Linked DNA regions of Homo sapiens: all the other regions are linked to region 1. The links are chromatin contacts, found by Hi-C or POLR2A ChIA-PET in ENCODE. All regions are on one chromosome and are shown on one strand. Each heading gives the region's core, a stretch centred on a gene start or an enhancer-like site at or near the end of the contact. The rest is flanking DNA. Distances are from core to core; before and after follow the strand shown.

Region 1 (4,914 bases), core at 1,666-4,165:
TCCTTATGTTTAGAGGTAGAAAATGAGCCTCAAAGAAATTAAATAATTTTCTCCTACATCGCAGCCAGTAGGGCTGGTACGCAATCCCAGATCTCTCTAACTTCTCTGCCCATCACCTCCGGTTCTTCTCAGGCAGCCAAACACCCAGCCAACCTGTAGCACCTTGCTACTGTGGCTGCTGCTGTAGGCACCCAGGTCATATGCTTCCCTGCCCAAAGGAAATCAAGACTTCCTAGGACTTAAACAAAAGCTTCAGATGATCTGAGAACTAACCAGACCTATGAGCAAGGCTTAACTAAGGGCCAATTCAATTAGCACCTCACTGCCACCCCCGAGGGTCCTGCAGAGACTACTGTCCACTGGAAGAAGAATGTACAGCAAAACCACTGCAGATATTTTCAAAAAAAAAAAAAAAAATCTCTCCTACCCTCAACCAGGAGACTTTGATTCAGCAGGCTTAGTAGTGTGCCTGACACACTTAGTGGTGTTTTCAGATAAAGATCTCAAGTCCCCCACATGATTCATGAAGCCTTGATACCCGCCCAGTTCTGCTGCCCTGGGCTAAATAAGACTGAGGCTTACTCCACAGCCTGGTCAGCCTCTGGGCCTCATAAATGAGCCCAGGGTAAGTCCAGGCAAGGCTTTCTCTGCGGTCAAATAAACCACATGGAGGGAAAAGTTTGGGGAAGAAAAAGTATCCCAGCTCTACTATGCAATGTTGGGTAAATCCCTTCACCTCTTAGTGCACCCACATCCTCATTCGTAGCATGGGGATCACACTGTTGCCCACCCAAGGACAGCACACATGAGGCACTGGGCACATCGACTCACCTGGCGCTGACTCCCACACTCTTTCCACACTGGCACCCACTCAACCTCAACTGAGATCCTCAACAATCACATTATTTTGTTTCAAAGAGGTTCCACCCCGTAGGCAGACACCACGGAATCTCACCCATTTTGTTCTGGCCTCTGTACGGCTGTCCATTCTCATCTTTGGAATAACAGTGCCCTTCATTCCCTTCCAGAACCCAGTCCAGCAAAAGAGGCCTCAGTGGGTGCAACTCATAGATGAAATTATAAACTGAAAACATTGTATGTTAAGTGGTGGGCTGTTCTCATTTGAAAAGGAGTGTTTGCTTTACAAAAGGATTACTGAAAGTTTTTAAAATAGAGCCTGAATTGCATTTATCATTAGTTTTGAGTAACAGTAAGTAGTAGTATATTTCCAGCCTCTGAAATCTAGAATCCTTAAGACCTGGTCTCAGGAAGTTTTCTAGTTTATGGAAGAAAATAAGTTTCCATGTTCATAATTCCCTTCCCTTTTCAGTTTCCTTTGCATATTGGCCCCTCCAGGTCTTCGGGACTGATTTGGTGGCCCTCTCCCTTCATCCCCTGCATTTTCTCATTCTAGGGGATCTCATCCATTACTGTTTTGTATCTGCACCAAGACATCATTTCTGGACGTCAACGGCCAATCTTGACCTGAAGGTCTACGTGCATGTCCAAGGTGATGTGCCTGTTATGGGTTGAATTTTTGTCTCCCAATAAAAGATCTTTTGACATCTTAACCCTCAATACCTCCAAATGTGACCTTACTGGGAAACAGGGTCATTGCAGATATAATTGGTTAAGATTCAGTCATAGTGGAGTAGAGTGGGCCCCTTATCCAATATGACCAGTATCTTTATAAAAAGATGACCTTGTGAAGACACAAAGACACAGAGATACCCTGTGAAGATGGAGGCAGAGGTTGGAGTGATGCTGCCACAGGCCACCAGAAGCTGGAAGGGGTAAGGAAGGAGCCTCCCCTCCAGGTTTCAAAGGCAGTGTGGGCCTGCTGACGCTGTGATTTCAGATTTTTGGATGCCAGAATTGTGAGAGATTACATTTCTGTTGTTTTTGAGCCACCTGCTTTGTGATCCTTTGTTATGACAGCCCAGGGGACTCACACAGCTCCCAGCCTGGACTCTAGTGTCCCCCTCAGGAAATGGGACCTCCTACACTCAGTTTCAGGTAGCAGACACCTGGGCACTGTCCTCGGCCCTCCCTTTCCCTCTCCCTCCCTGTGTATCCAGCCCAGCCCAGGTCCCTCCAATCCCACCACTTCACTTACAGCCACCTCCACCCAGTGATGGTGTAGCCTCCTGACTGGCTTTCATGTCTATCTTGCTGCCCTGGTCCACCCTCCACAAGCATCCCGATTGGCCCTTCTCCACATGGGTTCACATCACCGCACTGCTTATTAACACTCTGTGGACTCCACTGCACGTCAGGTGAAACCCACACCACCACAGAACTACCTTGCATTGCCTGATGTCTGCTGTCCCTTCTGGCTTCATCAGCTGCCACCACCGTCCCCTTGATCATAAAACTGGACAATGCTGGCCTTTGGGTCTTCCTTCATGTGGCTGTTATTTTTGCCAAAGTCTCTAACTCCCATTTGCCATTAGGTCTCAGCCCAAAAGCCACTTCCTCAGAGAAGTGCCATCTGTTTCCAGCCCTCCTGCCACATAATCTCTCTTCACAGTCCCCGTTTTCCCCTCGCGGCATTTGTCACAGCTCTTAGTCACATATTTATTAGTGTGGGGGTTGTTCACGGGTGCTGTTGCTTTTCATGTCTTTCTCTCCCTCACTGTGGGCTCCATACGAGCAGGGACAGTATCTATTTGTTCTCCTGGTGTTGGCAGAGAGTAGAACAATGCCTGGCTCCTAGGAGGTGTTCTATAAATATTTGTGGAATGGTCCAGCCTAAATGCCTCTTTTTGTGGCATGATGAGGTATAGGGATGTGTTGATTCTAAAATAAACACTATTAACGCTGGCACTAACTCTGCTCACACCAGGAGGGCTGTGAGAAGGCAGAGCTGCTGAGAAACACCACATCAGGACTGCTGCCTAAGGAGGCGTGGCCAGGCATCTGAGTCCTTGATTTTCTGTGGCCTACAGGGTGCGTCCGGCCAGATTCCTGATGTAAGGGATTACCTGATTGGTTCTTGATGCTTTGCAAAGCTCTTCCTCAAGGATGACCTTACAGAGACTCACAACAACCCCATGAGGGAGGTCCCATAGGCGTCACTATCCCCATTTCCCAAATAAAGACAGAGGGGCAGGGCTCACGCAGCTCATCAGGCCAGGTCTGGTCTCCTCACTGGGTAGAGAGGCCCTTAACACAACAGGAAGTACTGCAGCTTCTAAAGAATGACTTTTTGACAAAAAGCAACATATGAATCTAGCAAGGAATTGATCCTAACATATGGGATTATCATCTGGGTTCCATCAGAGCCACCCCTGTGGTCACATGATCATTGTCTAACAGTGTCATCAGAAGCAGCTGGTAGTTATCCATAACTCTTGGAACAAGAAGAGAAACACCAGCCTGAGTGTTTCCTGGCTACAAGTCATTAAGGCAATTTCACTTACTCATTAAGAATTAAAGAATTAGGCTGGACGTAGTGGCTCATGCCTGTAATCCCAGCACTTTGGGAGGCCGAGGTGGGTGGATCACCTGAGGTCAGGAGTTTGAGACCAGCCTGGCCAACATGGTGAAACCCCATCTCTACTAAAAATATAAAAATTAGCCAGGCATGGTGGTGGGCACCTGTAATCCCAGCCACTTGGGAGGCTGAAGCAGGAGAATCGCTTGAACCCAGGAAGTGGAGGTTGCAGTTGGCTGAGATTGTGCCATTGCACTCCAGCCTGAGCCACAAGAGCGAAACTCTATCTCGAGAAAAAAAAAAAAAAAGAATTAATTAGACAAAATACTGGATTTTTAAAACCAAATCTGTAAGAAAAACAAAAATTTTAGTTCTAACTCTCTAGTGAATGGGAGTATCCTAACGAAATCAGCATCTCCACCTGCAAATTGAAGTTACCTCTCTGGGACCTGCAGTACTCAACTCATCTCTCCTCTGCCTTTCCAGGCAGAAGATCCAAACTAAAGCAGCAATGGGTCAATTTGCCAGACTTATTTATGTGTCAAGTGCCTTTAATGATAAAAAAGGATTGATCCTGCATTCAAGAATGACTCAAAGGTGATGATGGAGGCTGCCCTGGTGATGGCCTCATCCTGGCAGGACAGATCTGCCTGCTGCTGTTAGAGGCAAAGTGGTGGCTAGGCACAATGGCTCACACTTGGAATCCCAGCACTTTGGGAGGCTGAGGGAGGAGAATCACTTCAGCCCAGGAGTTTGAGACCAGCCTAGGCAACATGGTGAAACAACATCTCTACAAAAAAAGAAAGACAGAAAGAGAAAGAAAGAAAGAGAGAGAGAGAGAGAGAGAAAGAAAGAAAGAAAGAAAGAAAGAAAGAAAGAAAGAAAGAAAGAAAGAAAGAAAGTTAGTTTTAATTATCTGGGCATGGTGGTGCATTCCTGTAGTCCTAGTACTCACGAGGCTGAGGTTGGAGGATCACTTGAGCCTAGGAGGTGGAGGCTGCCTGAGCAACAGAGCAAGACCTTGTCTAAACAACAAAAAGAAACAGTGAGCCACACACAATGCTTTTCTGTTGACTCCAGGCTTTAGCAACTCTCGAAAAGGTCTCCCCTGCTCACAAAACACTCACCTTACTGACAATCACTGTGGTCACTCAACACCTCTCAATCCAGCCACTCCCCCCATCTCCAATATCACTGCCTCAGCTCTAGCCATCATCTCTCATCTGCATTGCCACCAAGGCTGCCAGCCGGGTCCCCAGCCTCCTCACCCCTTTCCAAGTCAGATGTGTTTTCAAACATAATTATGCGACTCCCAAACTCAACTGTGGCTGAAGCACCTGGACACTGCTGTGACCATCCAGGGCTGGCACAGAAGTTTTTGAGGAGAAAAAACAGTACTCAACATCTGCCAGGCACTGCCCCAAACTGCCAGCTCAAGGTAGCTCTCACTTTCCTCATTAAGTCAAGCTACATTCCTT
Region 2 (4,914 bases), core at 1,109-3,608, 1.2 Mb before region 1:
AAGGACTCTTCAATGTTGTGGATCTTTCTCATGCCATAAAGAGGATTTTGAAGTTAGTGGACAATGTGAAGTCATCCCTAACTTGCCAGAGGAAGTGTTCAAATCCAAGTACTGAAATTCTAGAATCAAGACATTTTGAACCAGAGATGAGTATTCTTTTTTTTTTTTTTTTTTGAGACGGAGTCTCCCTCTGTCGCCCAAGCTGGAGTGCAGTGGCGCGACCTCGGCTCACTGCAAGCTCCGCCTCCCGGGTTCACGCCATTCTCCTGCCTCAGCCTCCTGAGTAGCTGGGACTACAGGTGCCCGCCACCATGCCCGGCTAATTTTTTGTATTTTCAGTAGAGACGGGGTTTCACCATGTTATCCAGGATGGTCTCGATCTCCTGACCTCGTGATCCGCCTGCCTCGGCCTCCCAAAGTACTGGGATTACAGGCGTGAGCCACCAAGCCTGGCCAAGTATTCTCTTTAAACTGAAAGAAGGCATAGTTAGAATTTCTAATTGCCTTTAATTAAATCTATCACCTCCTAAGTATAAACAAAAGTGGTGAAATATTTTTGGATATACCAACAATGAACAGTTCATTAATGAGAATGAATTTTACCTTTCTGACGGTTCCCATTACATAACTTTATTCATTTTGAGGAAGGCAAGGGCTGACCATTTTATGCTCATCTACTATGGTCACCTATTAAAGGCTGGAATTATGATAATCCAAGGGGGAAAATAAAATATTTAAAATGAGATTGGTCTAAGTAGGAGAATGAACATCAGGCTAAGTGTTAATTTTGTCCCATTTAGTCAGCTCCATAAATCTTGAGAAGCCATTTTTCTTCTCTGTGCCTCAGTGTCCTCATCTGTATGTTAGAGGGCTTGGATTGGCTGATCCTGAAGGTCACCTCCAGTTCTGAGGTAGTCCTTGAAAACATGAGGACTGAAGCCTGGCCTAAGGCATGGGTCTTATTGTGGTATTGTGGACTTGACCAAATGTTAACCTTTCTGACCTTCAGTTTTCTCCTCAGAAAAATGAAGGGGCTGGGCTATTCTTTAAGGACACCTCTGTTCTGCAGTCCAGATAAATAAAAGTGTGAGGGGAAAAATCTGGAAAAATGCATAGAGTGAAGCTCAGCATGGCCACTGGGTGGCGATCTTGTTCCATGTTAAGAAAAATTTTATGGCATTTACCAAGAGTTTCAAAGTTTGACTTAGCATAGTGAAGAAAGACTTTCAAAAGGATAAAAAAACAGGGCAGCAAAAACCAGAATTATGGGGGAAGTGACAATAAACAGCAATGCCAAATAAGAGACATAAAATCCCTGTAGCCAAGGCAGTAAAACATAGAGGGGTATATGAGAGTTGTGTTTTGGGTATTATTTAAAGGAATATAGGGAGAGGAGTACATTGTAAATTCACATAGTTTTTGAAAAACATGACATAAAAGTTAACTCTAACATTTAAAAATTAAACTTGTAGAATTACCAAATACCTTAAGACTGTGCTAGAGTACTGAAGTCTAAACTTGAACAATCCAAACCAAATCAGTAAACATTTGTTATTTCTTTTGTTTAAATCTCAAAGGAACACTTAAGGGAATTGTAACACTGTTCCAATCTTTTGATATTAAATCAAGTGAGCCAATGAACAAGTTGTGAGCTTTTTTGCATTTTATGGGAGGAGGTGGTCTGTCTCACTTACCTTGAGAATCTTGGGATGATTGTTCCTGGGGCTAGCCATTGCCCCTGCATTGGGTTGAGGGCCATTTCTCGGGGAAGAGCCGAGCATTGGGAGGAATGCAGAGGATAAAGGTTCTCTGATCATAGTGCCGCCCACCTCTATCTCTAGAAAAGGTTATATTCAAAGAAAAACACAATTTTCCCACCAAAGCACCACTCGGCATGAAGGGAAGAACCCAGAGACTCGAAGAGGACCAGGTTCACACTCCTGAAGATGGCAGATTATGTCTCATGCAATAAGCCGAGATCTGACAGCCAGAGGATGACTAGGCCACAGTCTGCCATTTCCTGTTGTTGACTTTTCTGTTCACCATCCCCTCTGGTTTTCTCCCAGTTAGTCCTTATCCTCCTTTTGCTAGGTGGATACAGGTTTCTTCTGAGGGCCAAAGCCTGGGCCCTATTGCTCTGGTTGCCATGGCTGTTTCTTTTCTCTCCTTTCCTTTGATACATTAGCTATTAGCTTACGTAATCCTCTCACCGGTGGATGTTCCCATTCAAAAGGCAAAAAAAAAGTTATATTGCTAAGTAACCTTTAACAATGAATACCATTCATTATGTATTTGCTTAATGATACAAAGGCATTGTTTGCTCTATTGCAGGTGATAACAGCAGATCAAAGACCCCGAGGCCGCCGGAATGTGCTTGAGAAGAGCCAGCAGAGACTGTGTGGAAATTATGCTTAGCATTTATGTTGCACTTTATACTCTTAAAGGATTCTGCAATTATTAATTAATTATCCCACACAATAGCTCTATGAGGAAGGTCAGTGTCAGTAGCTTTATTTTACAGATGAAGAATCAGATAGCAGTTAAGCGATTCCCCCCTTCCCACCTCAACATTTAAAGATCTCATGTCAAAGCAGACCTGGGGTGGGGGCAGCAGGTAAGTTACAAAGTGACTGAAGAGTAAACAGACTAGGGCTGCCTCTTGCCCAGGCTCCACTTCCTTTGATCTGTCTTTTGAAAGCCCTCTGAACATAAGCTAGGTTCTGGACTTGCATACTGCCTCCCTGGGCAGCCTAGTTGCTCTTGCTGTGCTTGTCTTTTCTACATATCCACTGTTGTGTGTGTAATTTTAATTTCCTTTTCATTCATTCATTCATTCATTCATTCATTCAATGAAACTTATTTGGGCATTTATTGTAGTTGATTTGGTTAGGAATATAGAAATGAAAAACATGATTCTTGCCTTTGAGGAACTTCAATTTCTTAATAGGGACACACACAGACACACACTGCTGGAGGACATGGGATGAAAAAGGTGTTAATTCTTCTTGGCAGCATCACGAAGGTCTACACTGAGGAGATGGTGTTTGAGCCAATCTCTTGATAATGCCATGCTTGTGATCCAAGCAGCAGGATCCTGATGGTCCCTAAAGGAGAGATGATAGAAGGTATCCTGAATGTCGGCGACTTCACATTTGCGAAGGCCAAAGCCTGTTAGGTCAGGCCTCCTGTTGGCTAGTGTGATAGACTCTTATCCTATAGTGTTTTAATTATTTGTGTGAATGTTTTCCCTTTTTACGAGACTAGAAACAATTTTAAAATGAGGACAAATTCTGACGGCCCACAGCATATTGTAGGGAATAACAGCAGGAATAGCTACCATGTATCGAGTAAATGAGCCTATTCTGTTTAGTGCTTTACATAGCTGATTAAGCCTGCCAAAAACCTTTGAGGCAGTATTGTTCCCCCACACTGTTTTTTTTTTTTTTTGGGAAAGTTTAAGTAATTTGCTCATAGCTACATAGTTCTGTGTGCTATTGAACAAGCTTATAGTCCCCACATGTAGCTTATAGTCCACGGCAGAAGACAGACATTAACCAATAATAACCATATATCAATGTATAATTACAACCTGTAATAAAGTCTCTGAAGGAAAAAACAAAACATGCAGTATAGGAGAAGCTAGCACAGAATGACCAGATCTGCCCTTGGGCCAGTAGACGTGAGGAGAGATATGAAGGAAAGGCCAAGGTCAGGGAGCGCGTACCTGGAGGTTCTGATGGTGAGGCTGAGTAATGAAAGATACGTGGGTGTTAGGTAGTCCAAAGAGAAAGCATGTGCAAAGGCCCTGGTGTAGGAGGGAGCTGGGAGTATCTGAGAATCAGCAGGCAGGTCTGCTGTATAGAGGAGATGACTGGAGAAGGAGAGGTGGCACATCTTGTAAGATTGTGTAGGCTAGGATAGAGCTTGATGTTTAGAAATGATAGGCATTGCATTCGCAGGTTTTAAGGGAATGCATTCTTTGATGAGATGAATAGTCAATCTGGGTGCAGTGGGGAGAGCAAATGGGAGAGGAGTCAGAGTGTGAGAAGGGAAAGTGGTTAAGAGGGTATTATAGTAATTCTGGGGTGAAATAATGGTGAGGCCAGGGTGGCAATGGTACACAGGGTGAGAAACATGTGTGTGAGATATTTGCAAAGTCAAGGACAGGTCTTGGCGATGGGTGCGAAGAAGTGGGGTGGGGAGGGAAAGGAAGGTGTCAAGGCTGATTCCCAGGTTCCTGGCTTGGACAGGTGAATGGTTGGAGATATATATAGGATGTGGTTTTGTATGCTGGAGGGGGACCAGGAGTTTGAGAGGAAGGGTTCTTGAGTAGGTGGCAGAGGAATAATTTGAATCTAGGTCTGTTTTTCATCAAAATGTGCTTCTCATCAATTCCTGAAACATACACATATTTTTGGAAATCCACACTGAATGACTCTTCCATCTTGCTAGTTCTGATCAGCTTCTATTGTCACCACTGTGATCTTCCGGAAGAAATGCATTCACTTTTGTTGCATAATCAATAAGTGACATCGGTGGGAGAAATGTCCATCCGGACCGGAAGGTATGGGAGGTCCTTTTTGGGAGGTGATACCTGTAATTCCTCAAACCTTGCTATTCAGCAGTGAGAGTTACGCTGCCTACGTTGAGCTCTGGCTCAAACTGCTAGGGTTTGAATCTTGCCCCATGACTTGCTATCTCTGTGATGTGGGCATATTGTTTAACATTTCTAAGCCTCCCTTTCTGTAAAAAGGAGATAATAACAGTATCTTCTCCATCATGAAATTGGCTGAAAGATCAAGGCTGCTGCTAGCCCACAGGACACCTTTGTGTGAATTAGAGAAAGGCTCTCATTCCTCAAGTGAAAAAAGAACTTTTGAAGTTAGTATATTATATACTATCATTAATTACAAT
Region 3 (4,914 bases), core at 1,745-4,244, 1.0 Mb before region 1:
GGTGAGATGTAACTTGGTTTATGTTTTAGGAAAACCTCTCTGTCTGCTCTGTTGAAAATGGATTGCATTTATTAAATAGAATGGACTGGTGGACTATCAAAGACACCAGAGTGAGGCCTTCTTTCTGTCCATTTGAGCTTAAGAGTATAGCGTCTCAGACCTAGTTGCTTAAGACTTTAGAACGGTTCACTCAAAACAACACTTTTGATTGACCATCTTATAATAAACCCAATGGTGGAGGAAACTCTTCTCCTGAAGCATTCCTGAAATCTTACCTGAGTAGACCTCTCTTCATGCAGGGTCTCTGCAGGCTGAATGCCTGGTACAGACTACCATAGAAAAGCCTTCCTAAAAATTACAGTAGCTGCTAAATGTCTCTTGAAACTTCGTATCAGCATTTTATTAAAAATTCAGGTCTTGATCTCTCAATATATTAACTTGCATGAGAAATGGATTTGGGGATTAAGGGTAAAGAAGCTAACATTTGTTGATAGCATATAATGTGCCAGACTCTTTATGTACATACTTTCATTTAATCCTCATACCAACAATGTGTGGTGCAGTAGATATTGTTATCCCTAATTCACAAATGTGGAAAATGAGCTCAGAGTGGTTAAGTATTTTCCCCTATCCCATGACTTGACAGTGTTATGAACAGGACTGGGAGACCCAAGATACCTCCTTCTCACAACATAGCTGCTGCTGCTGTCACGTCAATGATGACTACTACTGTACACTGAAGGCACCACTATTTAACTACTCACCATTATTACACCATTTCAAATTAAATGAATGTACAGATTTATGACTTTTGCAACCCTTGCAATTCTGTTATTAGCCTATAATTGAGATCGTTCAAGCATCCTCCATCTTGAATTGCTTGCTGTACAATATCCCTGCCAAAAGTCTGGCTGGCAAAGTTGATAGAGCAGCATAGAAACAACCATTGTCCATTAGGAAGGCTACCTTCAAAAGGACAGAAAATAATAAGTGTTCGCAAGGATGTAGAGAAATTGAAACTCTTATGTACTGTGGGTGAAAATGTAAAATGGTGCAGCCATTATGGAAAGCAGTGTGAAACTTCCTCAAAAAAATCAAAAATAGAATTATCATATGATCCAACAATCTTACTTCTAGGTATATATCCAAAGAAATTGAAAGAATGATTTCACAGAGATATTTGTGCAACATTTTCATTGTAGCACCATTTACAATAGCCAAGAGGTAGAAGCAGTCCAAATGTTCGTCAATGGATGAATGGGCAAATAAAATGTGGTATATACACAGAATGGACTATTATTCAGCATTAAAAGGAGAAAATTTAAAAAGCACAAATACTGTATAATTCCACTCATATGAGGCATTTAAGATAGTCAAAAGCATAGAAAGAAAGTAAAATGGTGGTTGCCAAGGGTTGAGGGAAAAGGTGTTTAATGGGTAAAGTTTCAGTTTTGCAAGATGAAAAGTGCTACAGATATATTGCACAACAATGGGAATGTACTTAAGACCACAGAACTATACACTTAAATGGTTAAGATGGTAAATGTAATCGCATGTGCTTTTTACCGCGATAAAAAATATTCAAGGAAGAAAGGTTATCTACTGATTAGTACCTAATCACCATTGCCACTTGAAAATCCAAGACAAGAATTAGCAATATATTTTTATCTTAGTTGACAGTAGGATCTTGGATAATTAATATTTGTTGGTGGTTTATTTTTAGGGACAAGAAACATCATTATAGATGCTTCTCCTGTATCATCTCTCTTTCAAACAACTGATATTTGATGGTGTATCTAAATTCATTCCTTTTGGTATGATATGGCTTTCTTTTGGCATTGGTGGTATTTTAATGGGCAAAATAAGTAATAAGGCACTTGTTATTTAAAAATTAGAAGTGAGCATTCTAGTCATCCATTTCTTCAAATTTTCTAAGCTCTACCCTTCTTCCAAGTTAGGTCACCCAAATGCTATATGCCTGGAGAATATTAGTGTTTCCCTTTCTGTAGAAGTGGTTCGACAAATTCCCAATACATTAACATGTTTTTGACCTTTATCCAGGGTCAATCTAAGAAATGGCTTTATGAAGAATACCTCTCTATCATTTGTAAAATTGCTATTAAACACAATGTTAATTTATGTTTCTTATAAAACACACTTGCATTCAATCTCTCTGATTTTTTTTATTTTTTATTTTTTAGTTTGGGAATGTTTGTCTATTTTTCTTATGTGACTATATTCTTCATTTATTATAAAATGAGAATGATATCACCCATTCTGTTTTCTCTTTACCTAGCCTCTAGGAAATCCAGAGTCTATGTTTATATGAAATTTAATAATTATTTAGCCCAGATTTCTGGCATCATTACCAACATCATCACTATTAAGCATTACATCATTGCTTTGTATTTCTTTGTGAATGAACTTTAATCCTGTTACGGATTTAACTGTAATTTCTGAGCTTGTATTCCTTATCAAACAGCAGGGAAGTCTCCCAATTTGTCATTGGAAGGCTTTTCACTTCTGTGCTATTACCTATTGAAGCATTTCTCAAATGTTTAAAAACTGTCCCTAAAGGCAGAAAGAATGAATGAAAATCCTGAAGGGGTTTGGGAGTGTATCTCAAGTAGCTCAGTGCTGGCATAATATTTCTTTGTATTTTATGTTTTATCTCCTCCAAAAACACATCTGCATTTTTTAGAGATAAAAAGATAATTTTTAAATCACTTATCAGTCAACATACTTACCTTTTCCTTTTTAAATCTTTGAGTAAAATTAATACTCAAGGTAGATGTACTATTTTTATCTTGTGACTTTGAAACCCCTTTGATTCCTGACACTAAATGTAACACAAGAGAGACATTGAGAGCTGAAAGTAAACCTGCAAATAACCTTTCCCAATCCCTTCATTTCCTGTGTAATGAAACTTGGGTACAGAAAAGTTCAACCAAGATCTCCCAGAATAGATTTTGTTTCTGGTCTCCTGGGCCAAAGGACTTCCTGTTACATCACATGCCTCATTCTATGGCCTTGCAGCCTAATGAATCATACAAGAAGGCAGGATCAGATGATCTGCAGCTCCCTTTCCAGCCCTACTATTTTGTTTTTGTGCTTCTGAAAGCCATGACTACACTGAGCTCAATAATATAAGTGGAGTTAAAAATAATTAAAGACGTCAATAGCTGTCATGAAGATGCCCAATATTGTGTAAAGTAGTTTGCATCCTAAACACACGACTCACATGAGAATATTTTGAAGGATGCAGCAATGCTCCTAGAACACTCTGTACACAGAGGTGGGTGAAAGTTTGCATTTAAATTTCAACGTTCTGTTCACCTCTATTTTTATATCAGAATGTAAATGTCACAAAGACAGATATCATCAACAGGGGGATATTGTTTGTACGTATCAGTTTCTGGATATAGATTCAGGTCCCTGAGTTATTATTCTTTAGTTAGTGCTGTCCAATAGAGCTTTCTGGGGTCATGAAATGTTTAATATCTGCTCTGTACAGTATGGTGGCCACGAGCCTCATGCGGCTATTGAACACATGAAATGTGGCTAGTGCAACCAAAGATCTGAATTTTATTATTTATTTATTTATTTTTATTTACTTATTATTATTATTATTTTTTGAGGTGGAGTCTTGTCTTGCTCTGTTACCCAGGATGGAGTGCAGTGGCACGATCTCGGCTCACTGAAACCTCCGCTTCCTGGGTTCAAGTGATTCTCCTGCCTCAGCCTCCCAAGTAGCTGGGACCACAGGCGCCTGCCACCTCACCCAGCTAATTTTTGTATTTTTAATAGAGACAGGGTTTCATCATGTTGACCCGGCTGGTCTCCAACTCCTGACCTCAAGTGATCCACCCGCCTAGGCCTCCCAAAGCGCTGGGATTACAGGATGAGCCACTGCACCTGGCCTGAAGATCTGAATCTTAAAAGTTAAGTGTAATAAATGTAAATAGCACATATGGCTTCTGGTGACTGTATTGGACAGTGCAGCCTCTGGGTCTTATAAAAGAGGAGAGATATAGAATTGGAGGAATGAGGTGATCAACTTTCAAAACACAGATACGAAGAACAGGCAAGTCATTTTCTTTTACTTCAAGTCTTTCCAAAGATATCAAATTAATCATTGTTAATCATATTAAGAAATATCTCAGGAGAGGAAAAATATTTATCTTTTTCTTAAAAAAAAGACAATTTAGTGACAGTCATAAAATTAACTGCTTTAAAACGGGGGAAAAAAGTGAACACTAATGCCATCTTGTGGATTCTGGATGCTGGGACATGCTCAGGTTTTGTGAACGTGTGTTCAGTGACAAGCCATGAAGTCCAGAGAGTAGTCACATTTGCCTTTCAGTTATATATTTTGAATGTGTTTGCATGAATTATAGCCAGAGGGCTTCAAAGAATATCCACACATTAAAAATCAATCTTGAAAAAATAAATAATCTTTTATTCTTGATTGACTTGAATGGCTGATAAAGGATGGGCAACTATCTGAATTCAGTAACAATGAGTTTTTGAAAAAAAAAATCATAGTTGGCGCCTGTTTGGGTTCATTTCTATAACAATAATTTAAAACATTTTCCCAATGTCTTCCTTTACCTCTTTAAAGTATCATGGAAAATAAAAAGGAGATACAAAAAAGTGCTTAGAAATTTTCAAGATCCTTGAATCAAAACAGAACTATCTTTCTATATTTTATATATCTGAAAATGTTTTTGATTGTCATGTATAGTTATATTTGCTTCATCACATACCAACACACACACACACACACACACACACACACACACACACACTCCTGCAGTTATTCAGTTCCCTTTTCTCATCTCATATTCCTGTCATTAAATGAGTTGTACGGCCCTCTAGGACAAGAACTCTGCCTTTGGTACCATAGTGCTTGTC

What was found. Hi-C counts contacts between places; a loop is a spot of excess contacts on that map. ChIA-PET counts read pairs that join two places held with the same protein, here RNA polymerase II (POLR2A). Pooled maps may share reads with other maps.
Region 2: a loop to region 1 is called in a map of PC-9, with 11 times the contacts of the local background. The contact joins two enhancer-like sites. A Hi-C loop is called at or near these places in 26 of 168 maps with a recorded cell type or tissue (A673, CD4-positive, alpha-beta T cell, CD4-positive, alpha-beta memory T cell and 20 more), 32 of 37 single-sample maps with no recorded cell type and 42 of 50 pooled maps. POLR2A ChIA-PET finds 5 or more read pairs at or near these places in 1 of 52 experiments (activated B cell).
Region 3: a map with no recorded cell type shows a loop between it and region 1 (2.4-fold over the local background). The contact joins two enhancer-like sites. A Hi-C loop is called at or near these places in 2 of 37 single-sample maps with no recorded cell type and 4 of 50 pooled maps. POLR2A ChIA-PET finds 5 or more read pairs at or near these places in 1 of 52 experiments (activated CD8-positive, alpha-beta T cell).

What each region holds. Positions count from the first base shown.
Region 1 is chr6:156,554,781-156,559,694 of GRCh38, forward strand. No RefSeq gene overlaps it. Among named protein-coding and RNA genes, the nearest start is that of SNORD28B, 180 kb to the left of the region's middle. Within about 2 kb of position 2,916, at least 6 of the 41 ENCODE cell types and tissues checked have a DNase peak (open chromatin) inside an H3K27ac peak, as active enhancers do.
Region 2 is chr6:155,326,558-155,331,471 of GRCh38, forward strand. No RefSeq gene overlaps it. Among named protein-coding and RNA genes, the nearest start is that of TFB1M, 15 kb to the left of the region's middle. Within about 2 kb of position 2,359, at least 2 of the 41 ENCODE cell types and tissues checked have a DNase peak (open chromatin) inside an H3K27ac peak, as active enhancers do.
Region 3 is chr6:155,526,162-155,531,075 of GRCh38, forward strand. No RefSeq gene overlaps it. Among named protein-coding and RNA genes, the nearest start is that of NOX3, 73 kb to the left of the region's middle. Within about 2 kb of position 2,995, at least 7 of the 41 ENCODE cell types and tissues checked have a DNase peak (open chromatin) inside an H3K27ac peak, as active enhancers do.